Linked DNA regions of Mus musculus: region 2 is linked to region 1. A link is a loop called in an ENCODE intact Hi-C map of the cell type or tissue named here. Cell type or tissue: left cerebral cortex. All regions are shown on one strand.

What was found. Hi-C counts contacts between places; a loop is a spot of excess contacts. Peaks named below come from ENCODE experiments on the same cell type or tissue, not always from the same donor. Only the 100,000 strongest peaks of a DNase experiment are listed, where the experiment ranks them.
Region 2: a loop joins it to region 1, with 3 times the contacts of the local background. A loop is called at or near these places in 1 of 42 quality-filtered maps.

The regions. Positions count from the first base shown.
Region 1 is chr11:68,689,020-68,694,019 of GRCm38, forward strand. Myh10 (myosin, heavy polypeptide 10, non-muscle) reads left to right here and starts at 2,896. Exons shown (of 41, transcript NM_175260.2): 1 at 2,896-3,163. In left cerebral cortex, CTCF peaks have their summits at 2,482 and 3,092; DNase peaks (open chromatin) are centred at 1,480, 2,498, 2,845, 3,727 and 3 more places; H3K4me3 peaks cover 3,374 bases; H3K27ac peaks cover 3,111 bases.
Region 2 is chr11:68,847,388-68,852,387 of GRCm38, forward strand. The region is part of intron 1 of Ndel1 (nudE neurodevelopment protein 1 like 1); the gene reads right to left. Among named protein-coding and RNA genes, the nearest start is that of Ndel1, 3.2 kb to the right of the region's middle. In left cerebral cortex, no CTCF peak of the experiment used is centred here; a DNase peak (open chromatin) is centred at 3,095; H3K4me3 peaks cover 1,880 bases; H3K27ac peaks cover 219 bases.

The sequences.
Region 1 (5,000 bases):
GTGTACTTTTTTTTTTGTATGCACATAGGATCTCCCCAAAACCCTGACTTTTAAAAAAGATACCCAAGGCTATAATTGTGAGATTGTATGGTAAATTTATATTTAACCTCTTCTTTTTTTATTATTATTATGGACTAAAGCACACAACACGTTTAACTTTTAAAGAAAAGGCTTATTTTCCAACGTGGCTGTAGTGTCTTACATTCCTGTCTTACTGCAAAGTTCCTGTTTCCCCGGGTCCTCACTGGGTCTTCCGTGGCTCTTACTCTTTCATTGGCACCAAGTGGGTGTAAAGTGAGATCTCATTGTGCTTTCAATTCACAGTTCCCTAATGACTACCAATATTGGGTAGTTCTTAATTTTCAAATGTTGGAATTCATTTCCTCCCCCCCCCCCTCAAAAAAGCTGCCTGTCAGTCTTGCACACACAAAACAAAACAAGCTCACATGCTCAACTGCCCTGAGGGAAGGAGTTTGGACTTCTGACCCAGTCCCTGCCAAACAATGGACTGTGAACTTTTGCTTTTAGAAGTAGAAACAGCCTACGTCACCAGCTAATATTACTACAGACAAAGACAAGGGTTTCCTTTCCTTCTTCATAGTGAACTTGTACAATAGAAAAAAAGCAGTTTTCTACCTATTAATCCATGATGTCACTATTTTTATACAGTAACTCACCCAGTCAACATATTCATTCAATAAGTGAATCCTTCCAGGATACAGCTATAGCTTCCTTTTAGAGAGGAGATAATTTGTCAAATATTAATATACAGTATATAGAGTTTGTAGGTATAGTGGCAGAGCTGCATTCAGAGCCTGATTCTAAACCCTATGTTCCCTTTGTTCTGGTGAGGGCTAGAATTGGAGAAGCCTGTGGGGGCATGGATGGCGGGAGACTGGGGGTTGGGGTGGGGCTACGTGTGAAGATGAGGGAGAAGAAGGAAGCAAAGAGGCAGATCAAGGGAACTTAGGAAGAACTCTTAAGTGGCGGGCTGAAGCATGGGTGGGCAGGAGAGAGACTTGGAGCCTGTTACTCTTTTAATTCTCCTCCCATCCAGGCAGACATGTATGGACATTTTACTCTGCAGATCCTGTTTGATCCCAGAAGAAAAGTGGGACCAGGCCCGATGGGTACTTGGATGGGAGATAACTGGCGGATGAAAACCTGGAAGAGACCCCAGAGCTAGAAATGCGCTTGGGGACAGTTTGCTATTGAGTTCTCATCAAGACAAATGTCCGTGTGAGTTTTAGTTCTGGTGAACTTCTTGTTCTCTCTCTCTAATGGTCCCCTGAGTTTGTTGTAAAATTATGAGGTTTCAAATTATGAGAAACCACGGATCTGATGGCTTATTTGAGCCGTTTGTATGGATGCTCTGAGCATGGAATATAGCATTTAGAAATGACTTCATTGGGTAACAAAGCTTAGAGTCATGCCTTTGAGATGGCTGAGTCTTTTCTAAATCCGGAAACGTTTATAAGAGGGCTATCATTGACACGTTATACTAACTTATACTTCCTCGGTAGACTTCACAAGGATAGAACTCTTCATGTAGTGCCAAAGTCACAAGACACCTGGAAGGGGGCAGCCACCCTAGTGGGCATGTGGGGTTGGAGACCAGATGCACCTGGACAAAGGACAAAGAATTCTCACTTCCCCCGGAAGGGCTCTGCATTCAGCTGCCTTGGAGATTTCTCTGAATTCCACCAACCCTTTCTTATCACTTCCTGCCTTGTTTTCATTTTTTTTCTCACTTTAAAAAAAAAAATCAGTCTAGAAGTTTCTCAGGCATTTACAAAGTATCCATTAAAACACACACATATATACAATACTAAATACATAAAATCCTGAGGCAGTTTTAAAATAAAGTATTTTATATTTATCTTTTTATAAGAACAATAATCCATTTGGCTCTTGTGATTTTTTTACTTTATTATATTTATACATGTATAATTAAGAGTTGACTAGATTCTGCAGACATTTCATTACATTTTTTTTTTAACTTCAATTTTCCAGTTTCCTTATTTTGGAAGCCCACTCCCACCTGAGGTCCATGAACCTTTCTAAGGCACTTGAACCACTGGTTCTTTAGCCCTAGGGGCTATGACAACAGCACAGGAATCCTGCAAGCCCTACCCAGTTCCTCTTCCATAGAGAGCTGGAATGAATGAGTGAGTGAACAAATGAAGTCGCTCTCTGGTCTTCTCTGCCAGGCCCGTTTGCTTCTCGTATTTTTGGAATCTCAGCCCTGCCTAAGAGGCAGAGCAAGCAAACATCCAACTGCGGCGGGTCACGAGAGGAAGGAAGCATCAGTAAGGGGGGACTCCGGCCGCCACAGGGTTGCAGCCCGGTCAGGACAGAGCTTTAGCGCCCAGCCCGAGAGGCTCCCCTCCCCCACTGCAGGTGAGCCGCAAGCAGCGGCTCCCACCCACTGAAGCTCCAGGGTGACGTCAGGCCTCAGGACCGCGCTCCGGCCCCGCCCCTGCAGGCAGCTCCGGGAGCTGGCGATTCCTCGGCGAAAGCCGGTCCCGCTGAGGGACCCAGTGGCTGCGGCAAGCCTACGGGCCGCAGAACGCTCGAGTGGGTTGCAGCGGCGGCCCGACGCAATAGAGAGACGTGACCAGTGGGAGCTGGTGACTTGTGCTGCGGTACACCTGCCCCACTGTCCACCCAGCCCTGACTAGCGCAGCGCGCACACCCCAACAAGATCGGCGATCTCTGCCTCGCGGGATCGCCAGGCTCCTAGTTTCAGCTGTCCATCTCCCTCCAGAGTCAGCCAATCACCCGCCACTGCCCCGGCCGCACCTCCCGGAGTCTCTGACAGGCGTGAGTAGCAGCCTATGAGATTGGGAGTCTGTGGGTCTAGGTCGGGAGCGGGAGCCAATGAGCATCATTCCAGGTGGGTGGAGGGAGCGGGACTTGGGAAGGTAGCTTCGTTCGGGTTGCTAACGTCTTTCCTGGGAGATGGGCGCGCAAACCGACCAGTGGGTCTGGGGGCGGCAGTGATGGGCGTGGAGATGGCCCAATGAGGGTGGGAGTGGGTGGGGCAGGCGCGAGCAGCAGTGCTAAAGGAGCCCGGCGGAGGCAGCGGTGGGTTTGGAATTGAGACGCTGGATCTGTGGTCGCTGCTGGGGACGTGTGCCGGCGCCACCATCTTCGGCTGAAGGTGAGACGAGCAGTTGCCCGGGTCCGAGTGCGGCGTTCCGGGAGTGGGGACGGTTGAGGGAACAGGAGGGGAGGAACCGGGGCTGGGGAACTGGGCGAGCCTGGAGCACAGAGACGGAGCCCAGGCGGGAGCTGGGAAAGGGAGACTGGGCAGTGGAGAGCGGAGCTTGTGGAGATGACGAGACCCCAGTGTATGGAGATGAAGAGACCCCTGGAGGGGTGGGAAATGGGGTCCTTGAGAATGAGACCTCTTCATGGATCAGGGCCAGGTCATACGTGAGGACGACTCTTGAAAGGGATGAGAATGGAGATCTGGGGATGGGGATGTAGGGACCAACTCCTGGTTGCATTGGATCCCTGGAAGCGTGGGGTTGGGAGGTGAGTGCCCTAATAAGAGGCCGGAGGCGCCCGGCGTGTCTATCTCCTTTTAGGAGAGGACTGAGTCCTGGGATGTGATCTTGGTGCTGGGGGCCCAGGAAGGAAAGGGGACCCTGGGTGGGTTGCACCGTGGGTTAGGTGGAGTTAGATTTCCCCGGGTGCGACTGAAAGGTTCTCCGAAGACTCAGAAGGCGGACCCTGGATCTGTGCGGTTTAGGGACCAGTGGCCTGAAACTGCATGGTCTTGGGAGCATGCGACGGATGAGAGGCTCCAGAGCTGGTCTCGGGAAGGAGGGCTGGAGCTAGACCTCATGCCACGCTCGCTGGGGACCGTGGTGGACCGGGAGGTGGACACCGGGCGAGGCCTGGGCCGTTGGGGAGAACGAGGCGGGAAATGTGGCCCGGGCGCGTTGTAGCGGAGCGGCCGGGGGGAGGGTCAGCCGTCGCCTCTGGATCGCTTTATTGTGTAAGTGATCTGGTAATGGCTCGCCGCAGAATCTCTCCCTAGCCTTCTGTAGTTAGGGTGTCATACTCTGATCCTATAAAATCGAAGTGGATTTGGGTCGGAGGGAAGTTGAAGCTGTGGAGTCCTTGGCGTTGGCGGGGCTTTGTGGGCCTTTGGTGGGCGGATGCGGCCCAGGGACCCGAGAGGCCCCCAGTCAGGCCTCTCTGGGAACTGGGGCCTTAGGAGGTGGCCAGTCGGTGCGTCTGACCTGAACTGGTGAGGTTTGGGTAACGGGGTCTCTGCCTACGACCGTTATCTCTTGTTTCTTGGGGCCTCTGCAGCTCTCTTCAAGATCACTGCGGTGGATGGAAGGGGGTGGGGTAGATTGGGGTGGGGTAAGGGAAAAGCAGGCGGAGTAGATCCAGACTGCGGATGGAACAAAGACTGCTGTTTTTGCTGAATAAAATAATACTAAATATAATACTTTAGCTATGCTAAGATTTTGATTTTATTTTTTTCAAACATTGAAACTAAGGATGGTTTGGGTGAGGTTTAATTATTCCTGATAGTATCTGACTCTGGAAAACTTTATAATCTATTCATTGTTCCATCTCCTATATTAATCTGCCTCAATTAACTATTCTTGTAGCCCCGTGCATTTGATGTTTAAGTATGCCCTGTCTGTCTCCGGTTTTGGAAAAGTGGCCATTTTATGTATCTCTTTACTTCTGCATCTTAAATTCCGTTCTTCCCGTCCTTATCGGCAGAAAGCATATGGTGCAATTGTGTGATATACCACACGCTTTTGCGGCAAAAGGAGGTGACCTGTGAGTGCTGGGCTATGTATTGGGGCTCCGTAGGGAAATCATGACAATGAAGAGACTGGATAGAGAGGGAGATGGAGGAGAATTTGAAGGGCACGTTGTAGGGTGAAAGACTCTCCCCTTCAGCGTTTGATGTACATTGTTATCACACATGAGAAATTAAATCCCTGCTTTGAGATCCAAGTTTTGGA
Region 2 (5,000 bases), 160 kb after region 1:
AAATTATGTTTTTGATTATATTTTTGGGATGTTATAAAGACCAGAGACGGCACAAGAAACGCAGCTCCTCTGCTACTGACATTGTTTTCCAAGAGAAACCAATGACAAGAAATCAAAGGTTAAGTCTCTCTAGTTAGTTCTCCAGGGCAAGATCTGTGTCTTATTTATAAATTCTTCCAAATCAGTTGAAATAAATGACCTGGAAAGCACAGGACGAAGAACATAGCAGCTGCAACCCAAGACTGCAATGAAGTCCTGGGGTAACGCCCAGGATGATAGCCCAGAGTGGCTCAAATATAGAGACGGCGCTGGAAAAAAAAGGGGGGATAGTAATCACACAGAGTAGGCACTGTGACTATAAGGCTGCTTAACTAAGAAACTGCAAATGTCCTTACTCTTTTGTCAATCAGCAAAGCCCTAAGAACACTTTGTACTCTAACACACTCCTCTCAATCTCTCTCTCTCTCTCTTACACATACACACACACACTCTCACACACACACACACACACACACACACACACACACACACTCCTACCTAACTACCTCTGGGGTGAGATAATTTAAGACTGTCTCCATCTACATATAAAAATTTTAACTCATACCTTGAAATCTATTTTTTTTTCATCTTTTTTAGAGCTTTATTTGTATTTATTTCCTATGTAATTTCCTATGTATGGACTTTTTTGATCTGTGTATGAGTGTAATGTCTGTGGAGGCCAAAAGAGGACAGACATCAGATCCCCTGGAACTGAAGTTACAGATGGTCAAGAGACGGCATGTCAGGGCAGGGTATTGAACCCAGATCTTCTGGAAGAGTAACTGGTGCTCTTAACCACTGAGCCATTTTTGCAGCCCCCACAGATGAAGTTCTTAACTCAATAGATTATATACTATTTTAAGCAACCAGGATAAATCCATTAACTACAGCCATCAATGAGCTACCTATTTTCACTCTTGAATGTGTGTGTGTGTGTGTGTGTGTATGTGTGTGTGTGTTTTATCAGATATTTTCTTTCTTTCTTTCTTTCATTTCTTTGTTTTGTTTTGTTTTGTTTTTCGAGACAGGGAGACAGGGTTTCTCTGTATAGCCCTGGCTGTCCTGCAACTCACTTTGTAGACCAGGCTGGCCTCGAACTCAGAAATCCGCCTGCCTCTGTCTCCCGCCTCCTAAGAGCTGGGATTAAAGGCGTGCACCACCACGCCTGGCTCTCTCTATTTCTTGAATGTGTTCTAAGTTTTGTATGTTGCTGTGCTGCAAGCTTCCAGGATTTGGTAAACAAGCCTGTGTTCCCCATGTTTACACCCTGTCTGACCTTGGTAGACTCTGATGACAGACCACATCTTAGCCTTGCTCTTCCCCAAGTGGATAGTTTATCCTATTCAGCAGCCATTTCAGGCCCCTAAACATTTTTTGTTGAACTTTAGACTGTTCTTAGATTACTTGTATGGATGAACCAGTGCTGCATTTGAGTACTGACATTTTATTCATCAGCAGGGACTTTATCTTTTAAGTTTTATATAATGTTTTACTATGCACCTTTTAATATTGTTGTTGATGATGTATACCATGGACCAGTGTCCTTATGGGAAGGTCCAGTGCTGTTAGTGGCTCCCTGGACATCTAACATTTATGTTAATGTGTGGTGTTTGAATGTGGAGCCAAGTCTTCTACAAGTAAGGTCAGAATCAGTTTTATCTATAAGTTTGTCCACTCACTTTCTGTGTGAAGATGGGGTGGCTTTTGTTGCTTGAACTCTGATTTTACGATGTCAAGGGACATACTGGTAGCTCTCAGAGCAGCAACGGTCCCTGGGAAACAAGACTTCCACATGCTGTAAACTGTGTATTTGTCTCCAGCTTCTGGTTCTCAAGGTTCTTTAGCTGAGATTGTTTTTCCATATTTTTTAATTTACTCAAAAACATAAAAAGTTACACACATTGAGTACCATGTAATGTTCAATATGTAAATACACTACACACTATGTAAGTAGGGTTAAATATATTTACCTCCATCAATTATCAATTCTCTCTGGTAAAAACTTTTGAAATCCTTCTAGCTCTTTAAAATATACAATCCAGAATAATTGCCTAAAGCTACATATTCTTTTATATGATTTTGTGTGCTTCTGTGTATGTGTTCATGAAGAGGGGTAGATGTGTATGTGTTTTGTGTGCAAATTTGCATGCATGAGTGCACATGTATGTGCAAGGCAGAGACCAAGCTCAGATGTGATCCCAGCTCTGAAGTGACAGAGGTAAGAGGATCCAGAGAGGCAGGAGGATCAACACATGTCAGGCCAGGCTCATTTACATAGCCAGTTCTATTAGTGCTTGTCAGCCAGAAGCTACACAGCAAGACCCTATTACATACACACACACACATACACACACACACAAATATGAAAGAAAAGAAAAAAGAAAAAAAATCTAGAACAAACAACATTTAATCAAGAATAAGTCAGAGGAGGCCAAGGATGTGACTCAGCTGGTAAAGTACCTGCCTAGCATAGCATGCATGAAGCCCTGGGTTCAATCCCCAGCACTGCACAAACCAGTGTGGTACAGCACATCTGTAATCCCAGCCTTCAGTAGGTAGAGAAAACAAGATCATAAGTTCCTTGGCTACATGGCACGTTGGAGGCCCAGCCTAGGCCACATGCGACTTTTTCAAAAAAGAAAAAAAAAGTTTAAAAAAATGTATGGGAATAGAGATGGCTTTGAGGTTAAGAGCACTTGCTGCTCTTCCAGAGGGCCAGCACCCACACCAGGCAGCTCATATATATATACATATAGATAGATAGATAGATAGATAGATAGATTATATATCTAGCTCCAGAGATTCAGATGCCTCCTGTCTCTGTGGACATTCCATTCACATGAACATACCCACATGCAGACACAAACCTACACAAAATTAAATATAATAAATATATCTACTTTTTAAAAGAACAAATCTGAGGGGACTAGAAAAGTGGCTCAGTGGCTCTTGCAGAAGACTAGAATATGGTTCCCCGCACCAACACAGGGCAACTCCCTCCCTCTAGCTCTAGCTCTTCTTCTGGCCTCTGCAGCCACCCACATTCACACATATAACACTCACACACAGAAATAAGGTTTTAAAAGAAAATTAATTTAGCCAGAAAAATCAGCATGCAAAGCTCAGGCCCTAGAGTCAAACTATGGCCTGGCTGAGAGACCTTGGGCAAGCTATTCAACTTCTCAGTGCCTCATTTCCTCACCTATAAAACAGGAAGATCAGTTGTATTTGGAAGATGAGGTGAGTTACTATTGGCACAGTACGTGTAACAGAGCCTGATGCATAAACATCACATAAATGTTAATTCAACTCTAAGAAACTACTAGGCCAGAAGTGGACCTTTAAGTTAGACCAGAGTAAACAGACTTCCAAATTTATAAGCAGATGACTCCTTTCATTACAAAAGCATCCCTAACGTCTCTCCTGGAACAAGCTTTATGCGCTAGACTAAAACAAGTTCTTTCCCTCCCATCACACGCTGTATCTGTTGCTTCCCGCCTGGCAGTACCCAGCTTTATCCCTACACCTATTCATCAACTTCATCCTTCTAAGAACCAGGTTCAAGTAACGAATGTGCTACCCTTGCAGGTGATCTCAAAACTGTGTGTGTGGAGTTTGCCTCCAGGTACTCGGAGAGGCTCACTGTCGCTTGAGATTACGTAAGTGGGGAAAGTTAGCCAATGTCAAATCTTTCACTGATTTAAAAAGTGCTCAAATGGCATATCTACAATCTTCTACAGCTGCAAGGCTAGCAGACAAGGACTTTCTGCTCCTCTCCATCTTCCTTAATTCTAGGTCTCACATGGAGTGTGAGTGTACAATTACAACTTCTGCAGCAGACATGCTCACACTCTACGACCTTTAGATGTGAACAACTGACAATTAGCTCACTGAAACTTTAAACAGTTATCATCTAACAGAGCTTACTGGCAAAGATACTCTGTACAGCACTAAGAAAATTAATTTTACATGACTATTAACATATATGCAGAATGAAATAGGCCTTATTTCTCTCCCTTATGAAGTGCCTAGAAAGTAATTTTAACTTAAGTCCTCAATCCTCAAGTCTATTTTAGCATGGTTTAAAATACGCATGAAAATAAATTTTGTTGGTCTCATAAAAGCATGTTCAGGTCTATTTTTTATTTCAAATGCTCTGGATCCAACTTCAATTCAATTCAAAACCAAGGCACTGCAGATTTAGCAACTTCTTCTAAGATTAAGTTTGTCTCTAACTGGAGCTAAAGGTTTTCTTTGTTCTTTATGTATTCCTACTCTAAGATTTTAACAACAATTCAGAAGAGATACCCCCAACTGGGTGTCCTTTGGTCTCTTTTGACTCCTTAACTTAATGATGAGCTTTGCCCTCTCAGCTTTCTGATTTGGCAGACATTACCCTACCTCTTAAGTGCAGTGAAAGCAACATAATTTTCAGACTAACAACCAGCCACTCATGAGCAAGCTTCAGGATAAGATTTTTCTAGTAACTGAGCTTTTGGGGGTTTTTTGTTTGTTGTTGTTGTTTGGTTTGGGGTTTTTTTGGTTTTTTTGGTCAATTTACTCGAAAATAAATAAGTCATCTAGTAACTTCTGGTATTATCTTTAACAAGTCCAATGTTCAGTCCTCTTTCCGGCTGAAGAAGTTAAAAAAAAAAAATCTCATGAAAACAGAAACCAGAACCCTGAGCTTAGAAAGGTAAATTGTAACCCAAGCTAAACTTCTCACCAGTTAGTGGAACCCAAATAAAAATCACTCAGTTGCCCCAACCTCCTGTACCTAGGTTCAATTTCCCCATCCAGCAAAAAGTGACTTACAGTATCCGTCGCAAGTACAAACAGCAAATGTTCTAAAATGTTTACAAACGCTACAGGAATGGGCCCGGGTAATGAAAAGGACCCTCACTCGCCTTAAACTTAAAAGTGTTAGTCACCTCATCGTTTCTCAGAGAAAAATAAGAAGC